Regions from separate parts of the Homo sapiens genome. Here region 1 is linked to region 2. A link is an interaction called in ENCODE POLR2A ChIA-PET data of the cell type or tissue named here. Cell type or tissue: CD4-positive, alpha-beta T cell. All regions are shown on one strand. Each heading gives the region's core, and the rest is flanking DNA. Links, peaks and the distances in the headings are about the cores only.

What was found. ChIA-PET counts read pairs that join two places held together with the same protein. Peaks named below come from ENCODE experiments on the same cell type or tissue, not always from the same donor. Only the 100,000 strongest peaks of a DNase experiment are listed, where the experiment ranks them.
Region 1: POLR2A ChIA-PET joins it to region 2 with 7 read pairs; 3 of 35 experiments call an interaction of 5 or more read pairs at or near these places.

The regions. Positions count from the first base shown.
Region 1 is chr3:188,601,271-188,605,680 of GRCh38, reverse strand. All of the region lies in intron 6 of LPP (LIM domain containing preferred translocation partner in lipoma), which reads right to left. LOC124906316 (a long non-coding RNA gene) reads left to right here. Exons shown (of 5, transcript XR_007096213.1): 5 at 58-325. Among named protein-coding and RNA genes, the nearest start is that of LPP-AS1, 35 kb to the right of the region's middle. In CD4-positive, alpha-beta T cell, for the core only: no CTCF peak of the experiment used is centred there; no DNase peak of the experiment used is centred there.
Region 2 is chr3:188,786,092-188,790,501 of GRCh38, reverse strand. The region is part of intron 9 of LPP (LIM domain containing preferred translocation partner in lipoma); the gene reads right to left. Among named protein-coding and RNA genes, the nearest start is that of MIR28, 100 kb to the right of the region's middle. In CD4-positive, alpha-beta T cell, for the core only: no CTCF peak of the experiment used is centred there; a DNase peak (open chromatin) is centred at 1,661.

The DNA of each region.
Region 1 (4,410 bases), core at 198-4,197, 180 kb after region 2:
TAATGATTCCCTTTATTTGACACCAGATCTCTGCTTTTGTCTCTCGATTGTCTCCAGGACCATGGCCACAACTTGATATACCTTCTATGTTATGAAGACTTTAGAATTTCTGTCTCCAGAATTCATCTGTATTCTGAATACTAAGCCCAAATCCTCAACTGTCTATTTCATGTGTCTGCTTGAATGTCTCATATGCTTTTCAGACTCAATATATTAAAAACAGATTTCATCATCCACCCTGATCTGCTTTTCATTTGGTTTTCTCATCCACCCAGTTGTTGCTCAAAGGAGAACACTGGGAATCATTTCTGAGACTGCCTACTTTCCATTCAAGAACTAAATCCTGTTGCTCCTACTCTCTAAATAGGGAATTCCATAACTCACAAATATGTCCACATTTTACCATTTCCACTACTACAATCCCATGCCAAGATTCCACCATTTTTCATTATGAATTCTCTAAAAACATCCAAACTGGTCTCCCAATGTCCACGACTGTTTTTCAATGAGTCCTTCATTTGGTAGCCAGAGTGATTTATTGCAAATGCAAATCTAATCATATTGCTTTCCTGCTCAAAAATCTTCAACAGGTTAGGGGAATGATGGATGCAAATCCACCTCTTCTACCTCTCTTTGAGATACATTGACCTTCTTTCATGTCTATTGTGCCAAGCTCTCTCACATCTCAACAATGATACCTACACCAATGCACTTCTCCATTGTCTTTGAATTATCTAGCTGATTCCTAGGAATGTCTTACATCTCAAGCTGAATGTCAGGTTCCTCCGTGAAACTTTGCCTGAATCCTCCAGCACAGTGGGTGCTCTTTACTTCTCCCTCCCTGTACATATCACATGTGCATATGTCTGCTTCTATACTAGTAGAGACTGTCCTTTTTATTCCCTGCTGCTTCCTCATTATGCTTCATCATATCATAGCCCATAAGCTGGCATTTAACAAATATTTGATGAATGAATGAAGGTTAATATCCCAAGAAAAATGCATTTCTTTGGTCAGATTATAACTGACCATGAAAAAATATGAACTATCTTATTTTCCTTATTGACTTGACAATCAAGAAATTCTGTAAAATATGTAATGTGTGCCTAATTACAGTCATCTCATTAGTGCCCCTCCACCTCTAAATAGTTTAATGATTTTAATTTGGAATGTATTGATACTATTATTTTTCCAGGAAGACTTTGAGGTACTTGTTTTCATTTTTATGGCCATACTATATGTGTAAGTTTTACTTGATGCTGACTCAAATCCCCTCTGGAAATAAAGGGCAATTTTTAAATAAACTTACTAAGAAAGGAAAGAGACGAATGCATTTAAAAATAGTATTTAACAACATGTACTAAAACAAAGTACATTCTGAATTTACTGCCAAGTAAACACAATACCACAAATCCCAGAAATTCAATCCAAATTATTTATTCAATAGAAATTTATTGAAAGTCTACTATGTAACAGGCATTGAGCTGCTTACTAGATTCACTATGAGACAAAGAAAGTCACACTCATTGCACTCAGAAAGTTCTTAGTTACAGAATATTTGGGGCAAAATTTAGTGTGATGAGTAAAAGTGATTTCTACTTAGAAAATTTTCCAATGTAACAGAAGGAGAAAATAGACAGTAGCAAAAGGTCAACGTTTAAACAGCAGCACGAAATTCAAAATCATTTTATTACATTTTAATTTCAGCTACATGACATGGGAAACTGCTTAAGATTTAAATGTAAATTTTAAATGAAAAACACATGATGTGAATTCATTTGTACAATACAATTGAGGCCATAGAGAATGATATTTTCATATGGCCAAGGAATATACAAAATATCAAAAGGGGGATGGTTGACTTGCTAGAAGATTAAGATGATGAATATTTCCATTTCAATTATATTTTCATGACAATTATTTGAGTTATTTGAAGAATACCTCAAGTGCTTTTCACTTTCAGTTATCTACTTTGTCTGGACATCCCTGTGGCAGAAAACACAAGCTAAAATACCTATTGGTAACCCCAAAAATGTGTAATAATAGCAAACATTTATATAGAAATTACCTGGTGCAAACATTTTGTGTTGAACATAATTTATATATAATCCTCACAGTTACTCCTGAGACGGAAACCAATCCTCATTTTCCAGAAGAAGATATTGACGAGAGATTAAGTAACTGCCCAAGGACACATCACTAGTAGGTGGCAGATCGAAGGTTCAAGCCTGGGTCATCTGGCTGCATAGTTTGGGGTTTTAAAAACCATCCACCTCTCTCAGGTAATAAAACAGTGAAATATAATAGTTGACATGTTAAAAAAAAAAAAACCACAAAATTCTTTATCAGTCTATCCGTAGTTTTCCTATTTTTAAGAGATAAGTGATCAAAATGTAGACACTGGAAAATCTTTCTCTCTCCTAGAAGAAAAATTGAATAAATTGGAGAATGAACAGAAAATGAGAATGCCAGTGTCTAGGAAACAACAAAGTGATGTGAACTATAAAGCTGAAGAGTTTACTCTGTTAAAAAGGCAGCTGCTATCCCATGCCAGCTCACTGCTGACATGTGGAATATAAATCCAATATTACTCTTCTGACTTTAAAGCTGTGTTCATTATTATTATTATTATTATTATTATTATTATTATTATTATTTCAAACACAAGGAAGAGAAATAAAACAATTTCTGCAGGTCACCTGTAGTGCATGAGGTGCACTTTACAATTCCCAGTTGAAGTTATGGATACTGGCAAATGTAAGTATCACTAGGAAGCATGCAATTGAAGAGTTGTGCACTGGAACTTGGGAGACCGAGAAAAAAAGTGCCAGCTTTACCACTGTTTAGAATTTAGTGACATTGGGAAAGTCACGTGACTTCTCTAGACTGACTCTTCATCTGAACAACAAAGGAGGGGAAATGCTAAGTTACTCTTCTCCTTTTTTTTTTTTTAATAAATAATCTTTCTCTTCAAATAAAAAAATATTTCTATATCACTCAGGAGAAAAAAAAAGAGCTTCACTGGGGTCGAGGTACCTATAAAAGAAGATACTCTGACTCTCAAAAATCCAGTGATTCCAAGAGTAAATGTGCAATATTCAGAGTTTTATTGCCCAAGAAGAGCTTGGTCTCATTATTAGGGATTCATATCAGGTAGGCACTTAATAAATAATGGCTGGATAAATAAATATAATTGGTTTCTGAGTTTGTACAATGAGCAAAAATGGAAACACAGCTAACCTATTTCAGTTATAATGAAATCCCTAATTTGCTGCTTCTTTTGGCTCTATGCAAAAATTACATCATCATTTTATCCTAACCATGACTAGAAGAATAACTAAATTTGCTTTCTTGAGTCATCTCACTAATTATCTTCCATAATTCAGGGTAAGTACCCATATCTCCATTCCTCATCCAACCAGGCCACTTACACTATCCACTTGATAGATGACCCCATGAGTTGGAAAACAACCTAACAGATTAAGAATGTCATATATATATATAATATATATATATTATATATATATTATATATATATGAGATTAAGAATGCTATATATATGTGTGTGTGTGTATATGTATATGTGTGTGTATATATATATATATATATATTTGAGATAGAGTCTTGCTCTGTCACCCAGGCTGGAGTGCAGTGGCACTATCTCAGCTCACTGCAACCTCTGCCTCGCGTGTTCAAGGAATTCTTGTGTCAAAGCCTCTCAAATAGCTGGGATTATAGGCACCCACCACCACGCCAGCTCATTTTGTGTTTTTAGTAAAGATGGGGTTTTCACTGTGTTGTCCAGGCTGGTCTGGAACTCCTGACCTCAAGTGATCCATCTGCCTTGGCCTCCCAAAATGTTGGGATTACAGGCGTGAGCCACCACACCTGGCCAAGAGTGCGATATATAAACATAATACCACACATTTAGAAAAGCATTTCTTAAATCTGACTGCACAACAGAATCATTTAGGGCTTTTTAAATGCAAGTTATTGTAGATAAACCCACTCAACAGAGTGAAATCTGGAAATTCAAAAGGGAAGGGGCAGGTGATTGTCAGTTAAAACCAGAGTTCAAAACTACTTTTAGATACTGTTGCTAAAGCCGAACAGGAAATCCCACTTGGAATTAGGGGCTATGAGTGACATAATGGTGTGACTCCACTTGTCTTAGAAGGAAAACTGATTATATAATTTAGATTTAGGGACGAAGTTAATGTTTGTTTCTATAAAATTTTTATGGGAAATCAGTGGTGTAATTTGGTGATATGTAACAAAAGCCCTAATAAAGTTTATACTTTTTAAACCCATAGTTTCATTTCTTAAAATTTAGCCTATGGAAATGACCAGAGAGCATAAATGTTTAGTTTCAAGAAGCTCCGTGTTAATAGTGTACTTTATAAAACTAAA
Region 2 (4,410 bases), core at 153-4,152:
AAAAATTCAAAAATTCAACTGTCATAGAAGGGTAGAGAATGAAAAGTAAAACTCTTTTCCAGAGATAATCACTAAAAGATTGGGTAATACTTATACAGGCATGTATCAGATTGCTTATACATGCCTGTATAAGCATGTACACACACACACACGCACACACCACACACACATTCACATATAAACACTCATGTTTGAAATTTTTCTTCAAACACAAATCAGATCCTTTATGTCCTATTTTGTACCTTGTTTTTTCCTAAAATAGTTTTTAAGGTGTCTTTAATTAGCATATATAGATTTGTCTTATTTTTCTGATAGCCTCCATGTTATTATTGCATGCAGTTGCTGTACTTTATTTTACTAGTCCTTTTATTCTATCATAAAAATGTTGCAATGTGTATTCTGAAACAGAATACCACTGTGCCTTTATGCAAATACGCCTACTGTCTGAAATCGAGTTGCAGGGTCAAAAATAGTGCACACCTAAAATTTTGAAAGATAGTGCTAAATTTTGTTTCGAAAAGGTTGTATTAATTTGTACTCCTATCACAAGCCCATGTGAGTACATGCTTCCCATACTTTTGCCAATACCAAGCATTGAACTTATAAATGCCGGCTGGTCTGAGAATGAAAAAATAATATTTTAAACTGTATTTCTTTAAATAATTTGAACATCATTTCATTGGTTCATTTGTTATTTTTATTTTCTCTTCTGTGAATTGCCTGTTGATAGGTTCACTCTTTTTGTCTAATAAATGATTCTTTTAAAACCAATTTCATGAGATTTTTAAAATATATAATCAAAATTATTGGCATCAATGTTGATTATTCCTGTAAACATGAATAAGTAAGTGAGCTGGTTTCCAACTTTGTGAGGATTAAATGAGAAAATGGGTTTGCAAGCACATCAAAAGCTGGAAAGCACCACAGACACATAATTCTTGTATGTTAGGAAGATTTATTTACGTGAATGTTTTGAATCATAGTACATGCATAATCTGGCCACACCATGTGACAGAACGAGGTAAGTGCTTACTGTCATAAAGTATAAGACCGATTAAGGGAATAACCTGAGTAGCTCTTTTTGAATTAAATGTACAGGCTTAGTCAGCTGCTCAAGGCCAGCCCCCTGGGCCCAGCTTTCCTGATTTTCAGTTCAGTGTACTTTCCTCTAAATCAGACATGTTATAATAACCGTTCAACAACAACAACAACAAAAAGGGTTCCAGAACATTGCAATAAAGTGACTATTGAATAAAGTGTGTCACACTTATTTTTTTGGTTTCCCAGTGCAGTAAAGGTTATGTTTACACTATATGGTAGTCTATTAAGTGTGCAATAGCATTATGTCTAAAATAACAATGTACATACCTTAATTAAAAAATACATTGTTGCTAAAAAAAAAACCCAACAACAACAAAAGACTCACTATGGATGAGGTAACACATTCAGTAAAAATAACTGAGGTTAGTGGCCACAGACTGGGAGGAACAGCAAGGTCTACAGGGATGGAGTCAGCAGGCACAAGAGCAGCCACAGAAACTGAGAAGGGGCCCCAAAGACTGATGATGCAACACGGACAGTCAGCATAAGTTAGACCTTGATTCATTCTGGTCTATACTATGTGGGAAAGATGAAGAAAATGGAAAAAACAAAAAATGAAATGAGTGCTGGCAAGATTCACAGGAAATGACTAAAAGGTTTAGAGCCGGGGGGGCGTGCTGCAGGGTTGTAGGAATCGGAACCATTTAGCCAGGATGTGATCATTTACCCCACTGCTACCCCTTTGATGCTTATACAAAGGGTTCTGTAGTCAGTGATGTCATCCTTCTTCAACTCAGTACAGCCCCAGAGTCAAGAAACACTTACTCGGTGCTTACTGCAGGATGCAATGAGAAACAAGACATCAACCCTCCCCTTAGGGAAAATGTATAGCTACTGAGGTATGTGTCAAATAGGTAATTTAAATACAGTCTTCTAAATGCTATGATGAGGAAAAGCAGAGGATGCTATTACAGGATGATGGGGAGGATAAGGCACAAGAATCACACATACTTGAGGGAAAAGTGATGTCTAAATGGAGGCCTGAAGGAGGAGAGTTTTTGGCTAGGTGATTGGGATGGAGATGGGAAAGCTACACATTCCATCAAGGACAAGTGTTTACCCAGCCACAGGCATGAGACAATCTCTCTGTTTTGGGTGTGTGTTTAGGTATGTGTGCACAAGTGGATGTGCATGTGTGTGCATGTGGCTATGAGCTCTTTACATGGTAGTGTGAGGAGTATGAACTGTCTCTTCCAAGTAATGAAAAGTCACTAGAAAACACTGAAGGAACTTGTCTCATAAATGAAAGAAGATATAAAGGAAGCCAAAGTATTATGTCAGAAATTGGTTAATAAGTGGATAAGAGGGGATACTGAAGGAAGAGGAAGGATACAGGCCAGCTCCTGTGCCTTTGGTTGGAGCAACAAGGTAATGCCATTCATGGAAAAGGAACACAGAGAGGAGCAGGTTTAAAAGGGAACACCTTGGGTTCTGTCTGAAACTGTTGCATTTGTGGGCCTATGGGCCAATCTATGAAGACTGCAGGCTAAAATGATAGATACATATCTGGAGCTTACAGAGAGATCCAGCTGCAGATTTTGGCCAGAGAGTTCTCAGCACACAGATGATATTTGTACTCACGGAAGCAGATGAAATAACTCAGGAGTACAGATTGAGACAAGAAGGGAGATTAGGGCAGAACTCAAGAAAAATGGAGAATTTAAGGAATGAAGAGAGGAAATCTATTAAAAACGGTAGAAAGTTGTGTACAGCGATAGGAAGAAAACCCAGAGTGTACGGTGCTATAGAAGTCAAATGAAACAAAGATAGAGTCAACATCTTTAAATGCTGCAAGAGCTCAAGAATGATAAGGACTGAAGAGTCTTAAGTGTATTAAACATCAAAGAGGTCACTGGTGATGTTCAGAAGTGTGGTGTAAGTGGAGAGGTGGGGATAGAAACTGAATTACAGGGAGCTGAACTGTTAGTAGAGCAAAGACAATAAAGCTTAGATGTATGTGTGTGTGTGCGTGTGTGTGTAAGAGAGAGAGATCTAAAGTTGTCAAAGGGTTTTTAATTTTGATTTTAAATTTATATTTAATTAATTTTTCAGTTAATGTAGGAATTTTATTTCAAATCTAAAATTGCCTTTTCTATAAATTAAACTTTAAATTTTCTTATAATTGTAGATTCATATGAAGTTGAAAGAAATAACGTAGAGATCTAAGTACCCTTTATCCAGTTTCCCCCAACAATAATACCTTGTAAAACTATGGTACAATATTACAGCCAGAATATGAGATTGATACAGTCTATCAATCTTATTCAGATTTCTCCACTTGTCTGTATATATGTGTAAGTTCATGCAGGTGTGTGTGTATTTGATTTATGTAATTGCACTGCCTGTATAGATTAATGTATCTGCCACCATGGCAAAGATACAGAGCAGTTCCATCACCACAATGATCCCTTCTATTGTCCTTTTATAACCACAGCTACCCCAAACCCCCAATTCCTAATCCCTGACTTCTTGTCTCCCATCCCTAACTCCTGACAAACACTAATCTGTTCTCCATTTATATAGTGTTATTTCAAGAATGTTATATATAGAATCATACAGTATGCAGCCTTTGGGGGTTGGCCCTTCCCACTCAGTATAATTCTTTTGAGATTCACCCAAGGTGTTGCATATATCAACAACTCCTTCCTTTTATTGCTAAATCGTATTCCAGGGTAAGAATGTGCCACCGTTTAACCATTCACCTGTTGAAAGACATCTGGGTTTTTTCCAGGTTGGGAATCTTACAAATATAGCTGCTATGAACAAATATTTGATTTGTTCATTTCCCTGGGATATACAAGTCTTCATTTCCCTGGGATAAATGCCCAGGAGTGCAACTGCTGGGTCACATGGTAGTTGCAGGATTAGTTTTAAAAGAAGAAATTCCCAAAACTTTCTCTAGAATGGTTGTTCCATCTTATATTCTCATCAGCAAAATATAATTGATGCAGTCTCTCCACTCCACATCCTCTTCTGCACTGATGGTTGGTTTTTTTTTTTTTTTTTTTTTTTTTTTTTGAGACGGAGTCTCACGCTGTTGCCCAGGCTGGAGTGCAGTGGCATGCTCTTGGCTCACTGCAACCTCTGCCTCCCAGGTTCAAACAATGCTCCTGCCTCAGCCTCCCAAGTAGTTGGGATTATAGGCACCCGCCACCATGCCCGGGTAATTTTTTTTGTATTTTTAGTAGAGACAGGGTTTCAGCATGTTGGCCACACTGGTTTCGAACTCCTGACCTCAAGTGATCCACCCGCCTCAGCCTCCCAAAGTGCTAGGATTACAAGCATGAGCCACCGGGCCCAGCCTGCACT